Linked DNA regions of Homo sapiens: region 2 is linked to region 1. A link is a loop called in an ENCODE intact Hi-C map of the cell type or tissue named here. Cell type or tissue: HepG2. All regions are shown on one strand.

Region 1 (5,000 bases):
TTCCTCTCTTCTCTGTTTACATTCCCAGTCTCTCCCTATTTAAACGCCTCTAGTATCCTAATGAAGCACTTTTAAACTGGTGAACAGTCTTCATTTCCCTTTTCTAAATTAAGAGCGGGATATAATTTGGGGTAGAGTCACCACCAGTTGTGGTGTAAGGGTTAATCAAATTTATTTCAGTATGAATTTCTGTTAATACCTGACCATGAGACCTGCCTGTAGCTAGTTTCTCAGATCAGAGGTCAGAATTAAGCTTTCAATGTTGACTTTTAGAGTTCTCCTTGAGAAGATCCAGATTTTCAGTATAAAGAGTTACATAGAGAAATGGAAGATCCCTCTGACATTTTGTCATTACAGAAATTTTAATAACTTCAATGTCCAATTTTACATATGTTTGACGTGTAACTTTGCTTTCCTTCAATCATCAAAATTAAAAACAATTTTTCATAGTAGAAAAAATGGGTAAGAATTTGCTAGTTTGATATGGTCAACTAATTTTTGATAAGGGCCCCAAGAGGACACAATGGGGAAAGGATAGTCTCTTCAATAAATAATGCTGGGAAAATGATTTCCATAGGCCAAAAGAATGAAATTGGACCTTATATTACACTGTATACAAAAATAAACTCAAAATGGATAAAATACCTAAATATAAGAACAAAAACTGTAAAACTATACCCAAAGGAAATGAAATCATCGCCGTAAAAAGATACTTGCACTCCCATGATCATTGTAGCATTATTCACAATAGCCAAAATACAGAAACAGCCTAAGTGTCTGTTAACATATGAATGGATAAAGAAACTGTAGTATGCACAATGGAATATTACTGAGCCCTAAAGAACAAAATCTTGCCATTTACCACAACATGGATGAGCCTGGGAGACATTATGCTAAGTGAAATAAGCCAGACACAGAAAGAGAAATATGGTATGATCTTGATCTCGCGTATACACAGAATCTGAAAAAAAAATTCAGAGATAGAGAATGAAACTGGTTATCAGGAGCAGAGGGGCATAAAGGGGAGGAAATGGGAAGAGGCAGGTCAAAGGATACATTACAGCTTTGCAAGATGAGCAGGTCTAGAGATCTTATGTACAACCTGAGGGGTATAGGTTAAAAAAATTGAACTGTAAAATGAATAGATTTTAGCTGCTCTTGCCACAAAAACAAAAAAATGGGTAACTATGTGAGATGATGGATATGTTAATTTGCTTCAGTTTAGTACCGTTTCCATCTATCTACATATCCCATAACATCATGTTGTATACATAATAAAATTTATCTTTAAAAAAGAATTTACTAGTTTGAAAAGAATTTACTAGGTTAACAGAATTGTTCTCTGTAAGACACTTTGGGATTCTTTCAAAAGATTCTGGGTGGGATGTGTTGTTTTTCATTTTTGTACTGTCGTGATGACTGCTTAGTTTTGTTTGCCCTTTCTTAAATTGTTTCACAGTTTCCAAGATAAACTTTTAAGAACGTGCTCACTGGAACTGAATATGATATTTTATTTATTTTATTTTTCAAGACAGGGTCTCGCTCTGTCACCCAGGCTGGAGTACAGTGGCACTCACTGCTCACTGCACCCTCGACTTCCCCAGGCTTGGGTGATCCTCCCACCTCAGCCTCCTGAGTAGCTGGGACTACAAGTGTACACCGCCGCACCAGGCTAATTTTTATATCTTTTGTAGAGATGGGGTTCACCATGTTGCCCAGGCTGGTCTTGAACCCCTGGGCTTAAGCAATCTGCCCACCTTGGCCTCCCAAAGTGCTAGGATTATAGGTGTGAGCCGCCGAACCTGGACTGTGATTTTCTGCTTACTACTAGTTTTCATTGATTTAATTACGATGTGCCTTGATGGGTGTTTAAAAAATATTTATTCTGTTTGGGGTTTGTTGAGCTTCTTGGACATGTAGGTTTATAGATTTCATCAACTTTGGACATTTTTCATCATTTATTTCTTCTTATATTTTTCGTGCCCCATCCGCTCTTTTCTCTTTCTAAGACTCTAGTTACATATGTGCTAGACTGCTTTCTGTTGTCCCACCACTCGCCGATGCACAGTTCAATTATTTTTAGTCGTTTTTCTTTCGTCATTTTGGATAGTTTCCATTGGTACATGCTTATTGATCTTTTCTTCTGTGGTGTTTAATATGCTGTTAATCTCACCCAGTTTATTTTACAATTCAAATATTGTAATTTTCATTTCTGGAGATTTCACTTGAGTCTTTTCTTCCATTTCTGTTTATAATTTTCCTGTTTTCCTCTACTTTCTTGAACATGTGGAGCATATTTATAATAACTATTTTGATATCCTCATCTGCTAATTCTATTACTTCTGTTCATATTGATTCTGATTGTATTCTGATTATATGGATTTTACTTCTAGTTGTCAATTATATTCTCCTGCTTCTTTGCATGACTGGTAATTTTTTACTGAATGCCAAACCTTGTGAATTTTACCTTTGGGATACTAGATTTTTTTCCCCTAAGATGTACTTTATGATGGCTGTAGTTAAGTTGCCAGGAATTACTTGGATCCTTTTGAGGCTGGATTTTAAGTTTTGTTAGGGCTGTCCAGAGAAGCCTTCAGTCTAGGGTTAATTTATGCCTGCTGGTAAGGCAGTACACTTCTGAGAACTTTACCCAATGCCCCAAGTATTAATGAGGCTTTCTGCTTTGCCTGGTGGGAACATGAATGTCCCAGCCATGTATGAGCTTTGAGAATTGTCTGACCTTCAACATTGCAGTGCTTCTCTCCCTGGCCTTTGTTAGTTTCATCTCATTCAGGCACAGATGAGTTCTCAGCCGAAGACGGAAAGATACCCTTCCGTAAGACGTCCACAACTTATGCTCCTCTCTCTGTGCAGCTCTGTCCTCTCAGGCACTCTGCCTCACAAATCCTAATTGCCTTGACCTTCCTGAACTTTGTGTTTCTCTTAAACACAGCATGATTGCTGGACTCTGTTCTGGTCATGGGACCTGCACTGTGGCCTGGAAACTGACTCTGGGAAGTTAGCTGGAGCAGTCGCAGGGCTCATCTCATTTGTTTCCCTTCTGTGAGGGATCACAAGCCTGCACTGCCTGTAATGTTTGAAAACTGTTTTTTGTTTTTTGTTTTTTTAAAAATATATTTTATTGCCTTTCTAGTTATATAAGGTGGGAGAGCAAATCTAGTCCCTGATACTCCATTGTGAATGGAAGCAGAGGTTGGCAGTTGGCCCCTAAGGTCTTTTTTCACAGCAAAAATTTAACTGAGTAATTTCAAATCTGTGGCATAATGCATAGTATTATATTAAAAGAGCCATGGATGTAAGAATCAAGATCAGGATCCTAATCCTTACTCAGTTGTTTAACTTTGTGTTTCTTACATTGTGGACTTCTGTGACCCTCTACCTAGATGACTTAAAGCAGTTAATTTGATTTCTCAATTTAATTCGCATCTGTAGAATGAGGGTTAGAAATGTTCTTTATAACACACGGGGTGCTACAAAGTGTGAAGCCTTAGGTTGAGCTATTTTCAGAAAGCTTATTATCACTTAACAATCTTTATTTTATTTACATTTTTTATAGGCACCATACTGGACATACCTTTTATGTGCACTGGGACTTTTTATTTACCAGTCACTGGATGCTATTGATGGGAAACAAGCCAGAAGAACAAACTCTTGTTCCCCTTTAGGGGAGCTCTTTGACCATGGCTGTGACTCTCTTTCCACAGGTAAATTAGTGGAGTTTTTTATTTTTTTATGATACCTTAAAAATAAAATGAACTGAGCTGTTTGGTCAGTTTTTTGGATGGATATACATTTGGGAGCAAATGTATGGAGTTGTTTAAAAAGTATGTCAAGAATTCATTTTGATAAGTGTACTTTATTTTAATGCCATGATTATTTCCTTAGAGCTCTGTATTTCTAAACAGCATAGGGCAATTATTTCATAAATTATTTTTAATTCTTAATGATTCTTAAACTTTGTTTCTTTCAGTATTTATGGCAGTGGGAGCTTCAATTGCCGCTCGCTTAGGAACTTATCCTGACTGGTTTTTTTTCTGCTCTTTTATTGGGATGTTTGTGTTTTATTGCGCTCATTGGCAGACTTATGTTTCAGGCATGTTGAGATTTGGAAAGTAAGTATGCTTTTTAAGTTGTACATTAAAAAATATAATTGAATTCATTTGCACAATCTGTTATGTCATTCATCGATAATAAGGAGAACAAATCTTCAATCAGTAACTTAAATTAATTCGTCGGAGTACTCATAAATGCTACACCTTAAGTCTTTTAGGTACTCTGCATGTTATAAATAGTTACATTATTTGATAATAATTTTATTTTTCTTCTCCTCTTCTCCAACTTAATCATTAGCCCAAGTTTACAATAGAGAGGATTAAAAGAAAATTAAGGGACCTGAATAATATAGAAAAGGGATATGCAGTACTTAAATAAGCATTTGATTCATATAATAAAATAATGCAGTGTGGAGTCTAAGGTCCTTTTTTGGTCGAATCTTCATGTGCACAGAAAGGGGACCCGCCTTGACAACAGTCACCAGCATCAGGTAATTGTGAGACTCTCAACTGTGGTAGGCAATTGGTGAGATAATGTAAAAGCACCTTGTAAATGCTAGTGCTAAACATTAGATAGTATTATCTGCCTCTGTTGCCTCTTTCTTAGAGACCAGGAAATAGTGCACAAAGCAGGAATACTATTCTCTGTTCCTCTTTTTCATATAGTTCCCTCTCGGTCTGATCCTTTTAAGAACTTTGTCATTTGCTCATTTTGGCTTTGGCTTCCCATGCCTACTGATTCTTTTTAGCCCCACTTTATTGCTGAAAAGGAGAAACAGTAGCTCTGAAAAAACTCTCTAATGATAAATGATAGGAGAAGCTTAAAACTATGGATCATTTAGCAGAGGGCAGGCTTCAGGCAGTTGATTCTCAATTATGGAATAATTGTATTTACCACCTATCGAGCACTTACATGTTTCAGGCATT
Region 2 (5,000 bases), 95 kb before region 1:
GCAATTATAAAGCTCTTCCTCTTCCTCCCTGGAGATCGTTTTTCTTTTTTCTTTGTTTTCTTTTTTCTTTTCTTTCTCTTTCTTGAGACAGGGTCTTGCTCTGTTATCCAAGCTGGAGCGCAGTGGCACCATCACAGCTCACCGCAGCCTCAAACTCTTGGGCGCAAGCAGAGATTGTTTTTCAGGAGGGCAGTTTGAGAAATCTAGCTGCTCACAAGAGGCCCTTTGTCCAGCTAAGAATACTAGATTCACACACTCAAACCCTAAACAGTATAGAGAAGTATTACTATGTGTCGAAATGAACGAAAACTGGCTCAGTGCCATATGAGTTCAAACGGGAAAGCTCAGATTTATTTTCTTTAGATCTTGATCTTGAAACTAGTGTAGATGTGTGACATTCTTCTTAGGATCTTCCTGTTCCTTGGTATGTTTTCTCCTTGCCCATAACAAATGTACTTTGACCAACATTGAGTACACTGAGAACCTACTGGCCATTATAAACAAACCTTTCCCTTCTGTTTTTCAGATCAGTTACTGCCACTGAGCCACTATCGTTTCCTTTGTATGTCATATTTCATATTCATTGCACAATATTGACTTCCTGTTGCTCAAATGTCTCCTCCCAAATTCTGCTAAAATTGTCCTTCTTAGTTAACTGAGATTTGAATCTCCATTCATCAGTCCGAAAAAAGAGAATGCATTCTTGAAACAATTCTTTTCTTACTGATTCCATAAGTCAGATACCATTTGCAGGTCTAAACTAATATGATCCCAAACACAGAGAAATGCAAACTAGATGGTCTCAACTGGTAGAATCTGATGTTACTGCTCTTGTTTTGCATTTATTGCCACTAAACCCAATCCAGAAGATTCACATGGACACTGAAACATTTTCTTTGAAGCAACATACACTGCACACAATTACATATTTTGTACTTTACTAGAAAATCTAGAAGTCCAAACTCTTGGAATCATTACATGGGGCAAACTGACTTTTCTTTAAAAAGTCAGTCCCTTGCTGAGGTCTAAAATAAAGTGGCTCACATTTGTTTTGCCTAATTCTACTCCAGCATGTTATATAACATGATCCAAGTATAGTTGAGTGCATTTTAACAAAATCTGTATTGAGTGTTCTTATGTGTACTTTTCCAAAAATGATCAGATTAATTGCTTTTCACTAAAAGTTTAGTGTGGCTCTAAGTTATAATTTCTAAATTCATAATTCATGTACAGCACGAGTATTCAGTATCATTTATGACCTGTTCTGCTGTCATTTATTTCTTCCCTCCCCCTCTCCACCCCGTTGCTCATCACACAATAAAATGCTTTAAGGCACTTTAAAAAATATGCTTGTACTTTCTACACAGAACCAAGTAAAGAGAAGGAGGCCGGAACTACACCAGCAAAAGGTGAGTTGGAGGGAGGGAGAGTGAGGCTGAAGTCAACAAAATTAGAAGCAGAAAGAAGTCAGTAATGATTGTCATGGTGGCTCCATAGAATTTCTCTGCATTATCTTTCGTTCTGCCTTTGCATCTTATCTGCAAGTCCCAATCAGTATAATGACAAATGGTGCATTGCTAAGTTTCCATTACATGTATTTCTAAAAGAAAAACAACAATGATAAAAATATCACAAGCACTTGTTGAGATGCCAGCAAATTAATTGGTAGTTTCCAAGTTTCGACATGCATGCTAAGAAAGAGAGGTGTTTGGTCTTCTTAGGATTATATCAATTGGGAAAATTATCTGAATTACCCGGTTTTTTTTTAAATTAAATGTTTTCATGTTATTGTGTGAACTGTTCCAGGGTTCACTAATAATTTTGAAGGCTAGCATCTCACTTTGTAACACTGACTATGTATTCATGTAGATTTATATAATGATTTCTACAGATACACAATATAACATTAAGAAGACATGTTGCCCCTTCTTGAACTGGAAACTATTCCTGTAATATTATCCTATTTTTACTTTATATGGAGATAGTCTCATTTTAGAAAATAATCTTAATCATATACTTCTGTTACTCCATGAAATGCTAATTCCTTTGTCTCACCATGGAAGAAATGATTATCATTACTGACCATCTGTCTTAAGCTAAGGAGCATTAGTCTTTCATAGAGGGAAGTTTCATGAAGGTGGATTAGACAGCTTTGCTGTATATGTTTGTATTGTCATTTTAAAAGTGAACCTTTTATTTGCATAATGAATAAAAAAGTTTAAATTTTGGAATAACTATTTCCTGACTGCAACAAGAAGTTTCTCTTTTTCCTGGACACTGCTCAAAACCATGTTAAGTATCTCTTTGTTCTTGATGTGTCATATTTCATTATCTAATTTCTATGATATTCTTGTGTCCTATACATTAGTAAAATACTTTTTTCTTTCTTTCAGTAGATTGGATTACTTTCCTTCAGCTAACTTGAACTTATGCTCTCATAATGAACGCATAACGTTAGTATACTCACTTTGTCCTTGACCTTCAGTGGCTCCCATGGAGAGTAACATGAATACTAATCCTGGCCACGTGGGCGCAGTTTGAAGGTTATTTGCTTATGGAATGCAGACAGTGCAAACTCCTAGAACTCCTTCCATGGGATGGTTTCAAGGAGGTTTGGGCATCCTGGCTGAAATTATTGTAATATTATTCTCTACAAGGCCAATGGGCATACACCTCTGTTTCCAAATTTGGAAAGGTGTTTGGGCCAGGCTGCAAGGCTCAACCAACAGAGCAGATGATGTAATCCCAGAGGGCAAGCTGTCAAAGTTTAAACAAAGCCTGTGCCTGACCCTTAATTTGAAAAGTCACCATATTATACTTGTATGCTTAAATGAGAAAATGTCTTTCCTTAAAGTCAACCAACCAACAAAAACTCTTTTATTTATGGAGAACACAGCGTGATGAAAGAGCAAGGCTAGATGACTAGGGCATTTTGAAATTAGTAGCATTTTTCTGACGTTTGCAGAAGATAAGCAAAACCATGACCACATGCAGTTGCATGCCCAGGTACAAAAACTGCCGTGTGTGTGTGTGTGTGTGTGTGTGTGTGTGTGTGTGTGTCTGTATATATATTATATAATGGCAAATACATGTATATATATATGTATTTGCCTTACATACCTAGGAAGCAAATCAATTTGGGATAGAAAGTGACATCCCTAAATAAAGAAGGTAAGTGAATGGAAGTTTATAATAAATATACAGTCCTCTTCATCAAGGACAGAGAAAATACCTATGCAAAAAGTAGACACAATAATTACTGCTACTTGGATATCCCCAGTTGAGAAAGGAGCCCTGCACGAGCATAAACAGGATTGATGGGTGCAACCTACCTTTTCTCCAGCATGAGCTAGAACTCTCCTGCTCTCCCTCCCTCCTCCAACTGTCAGTCTATTTTTTTTTTTTAACCATCCAACTCAGGTTTCACTTCTTTGAACAGCTTTCTCCTGACCATCCTGGCTTACTTTTATCTCCCCTTCTTTCTCCTGATTTCTCTTGGACCTGTTGCCTCCATCATTCAATCACTCTTGTCTCCACATAATCGCACATTAATGGTTGACTCCTTTTCCTAACAGGTTGTAAGCTTTTTGACATTGGCCCCCTCATCTTATTCCCTCCAGCATCTGGCAGAGAGCTGCACATAGCAATCATCTAATGAATACTTGCAAAATGAATGAGCAGTTGAATTTCCATGCTGGCTTAGCTGCTGACCATTCAATGGTAATCTGGATAGATTTTTATTTCCATTCAACATGTGTGCTGGGTAGGAGGATGAACATCCTATGTATGTTCTTAGTCACTGAGGGTTAGAATGAGACACTGCTGCAGAACAGAAGGATGATTTCCACTGTAAGACCAACTTGCCTAAAGCTACTGAAAATGGTCTTGCCTGGATTTTGGTACATTTTCAGCACTTTAACTGGTCTTCTATTTAATTGGTTGACATATATTCAATTAATTGCTCCAAATCTGTCACTATTAAGAATATTATTCATCGCAATCCAGCCTTAACATCATTCCCAGATTGATTGAATCATTCTGCAACAGCTCAGAAATGTTCTGAAAATGCTTTTTGAAGCCACAGAGAGTAGATTCTAGAAGATTTAATCTTAGAAGTAGTATTTGTGATTAGATTTGCCAACTTTTTCATATTTGCTAAAAGTCTCTGTCTGGAAAGCAGCCAATTTCCCAGCACGGGGTTTTATGATTGTTTGCTTGCTTGCTTGCTTGCATCTGGCTATCCATCCAGCTATCCTGTTCCTTAATACTGACCACTTTGTCCTGGGACCTGGGCAAAGTCTTCTGGAATTGAAACAAGAGAGATGACAATAAAGAAATGTGTTTAGCCCAACAGCAATAGCAGAAATTAGATGTGCAAATCTCCTTTAGAGGAATCATACCAGGAGGCAATGCCTTTATACAAATAACGCTGTCCTGGCTTAGAATTCTTTCATAATAATTATAGGTAGCAAATTGATGGAACACTAAATATAGATTCTTTTCTGTATGCTCAGTGGGGCCAAAGATTCGCCTTTTATTCTAGCACGTATTTATTCAGCAAGATTTGCTGAGTGTTGGCTACATGCCAGGCACAGATCTGGGCACTGGGTCCTGCCCTCCTGGAGCCAAGTTACACTTTATGGGGAAGAACAACCATCAACAGAGGAAGGTGGATTTCAGTTTTGAAAGCAGACAAGAGTCACAGAGGGCCATGTGTAGGGAATAACGTGGGTGATCAAGTGGGATCATACTTTTTTTTTGTCAACTAAGATCCAACATCCTATGTCTGAACATAGGGTAATTGGAGTAGGTTTCTGCTGTGCCTCAACAGCTGGCCCTGTGGAAAGTTCCGAAAATGGTTCTGTGGCTGGTCCAAAAAGTGACAGCAGCATTAGAATCAGAGGCCACTTTGAAGACCTGTACTCATTTCCATGCCTAAGTGCTGATATTTTATTTTTACATCTTATTAGCTTAGAGTCTGTATCTTTTCAATTGGTAAA

What was found. Peaks named below come from ENCODE experiments on the same cell type or tissue, not always from the same donor. Only the 100,000 strongest peaks of a DNase experiment are listed, where the experiment ranks them.
Region 2: a loop joins it to region 1, with 2.6 times the contacts of the local background. A loop is called at or near these places in 1 of 110 quality-filtered maps.

The regions. Positions count from the first base shown.
Region 1 is chr12:101,710,513-101,715,512 of GRCh38, forward strand. It overlaps CHPT1 (choline phosphotransferase 1), which reads left to right. Exons shown (of 9, transcript NM_020244.3): 2 at 3,578-3,725; 3 at 3,992-4,133. Among named protein-coding and RNA genes, the nearest start is that of CHPT1, 15 kb to the left of the region's middle. In HepG2, no CTCF peak of the experiment used is centred here; a DNase peak (open chromatin) is centred at 2,959; H3K4me3 peaks cover 1,159 bases.
Region 2 is chr12:101,615,835-101,620,834 of GRCh38, forward strand. It overlaps MYBPC1 (myosin binding protein C1), which reads left to right. Exons shown (of 32, transcript NM_002465.4): 3 at 1,368-1,409. Among named protein-coding and RNA genes, the nearest start is that of MYBPC1, 23 kb to the left of the region's middle. In HepG2, no CTCF peak of the experiment used is centred here; DNase peaks (open chromatin) are centred at 287, 2,507 and 2,897; H3K4me3 peaks cover 501 bases.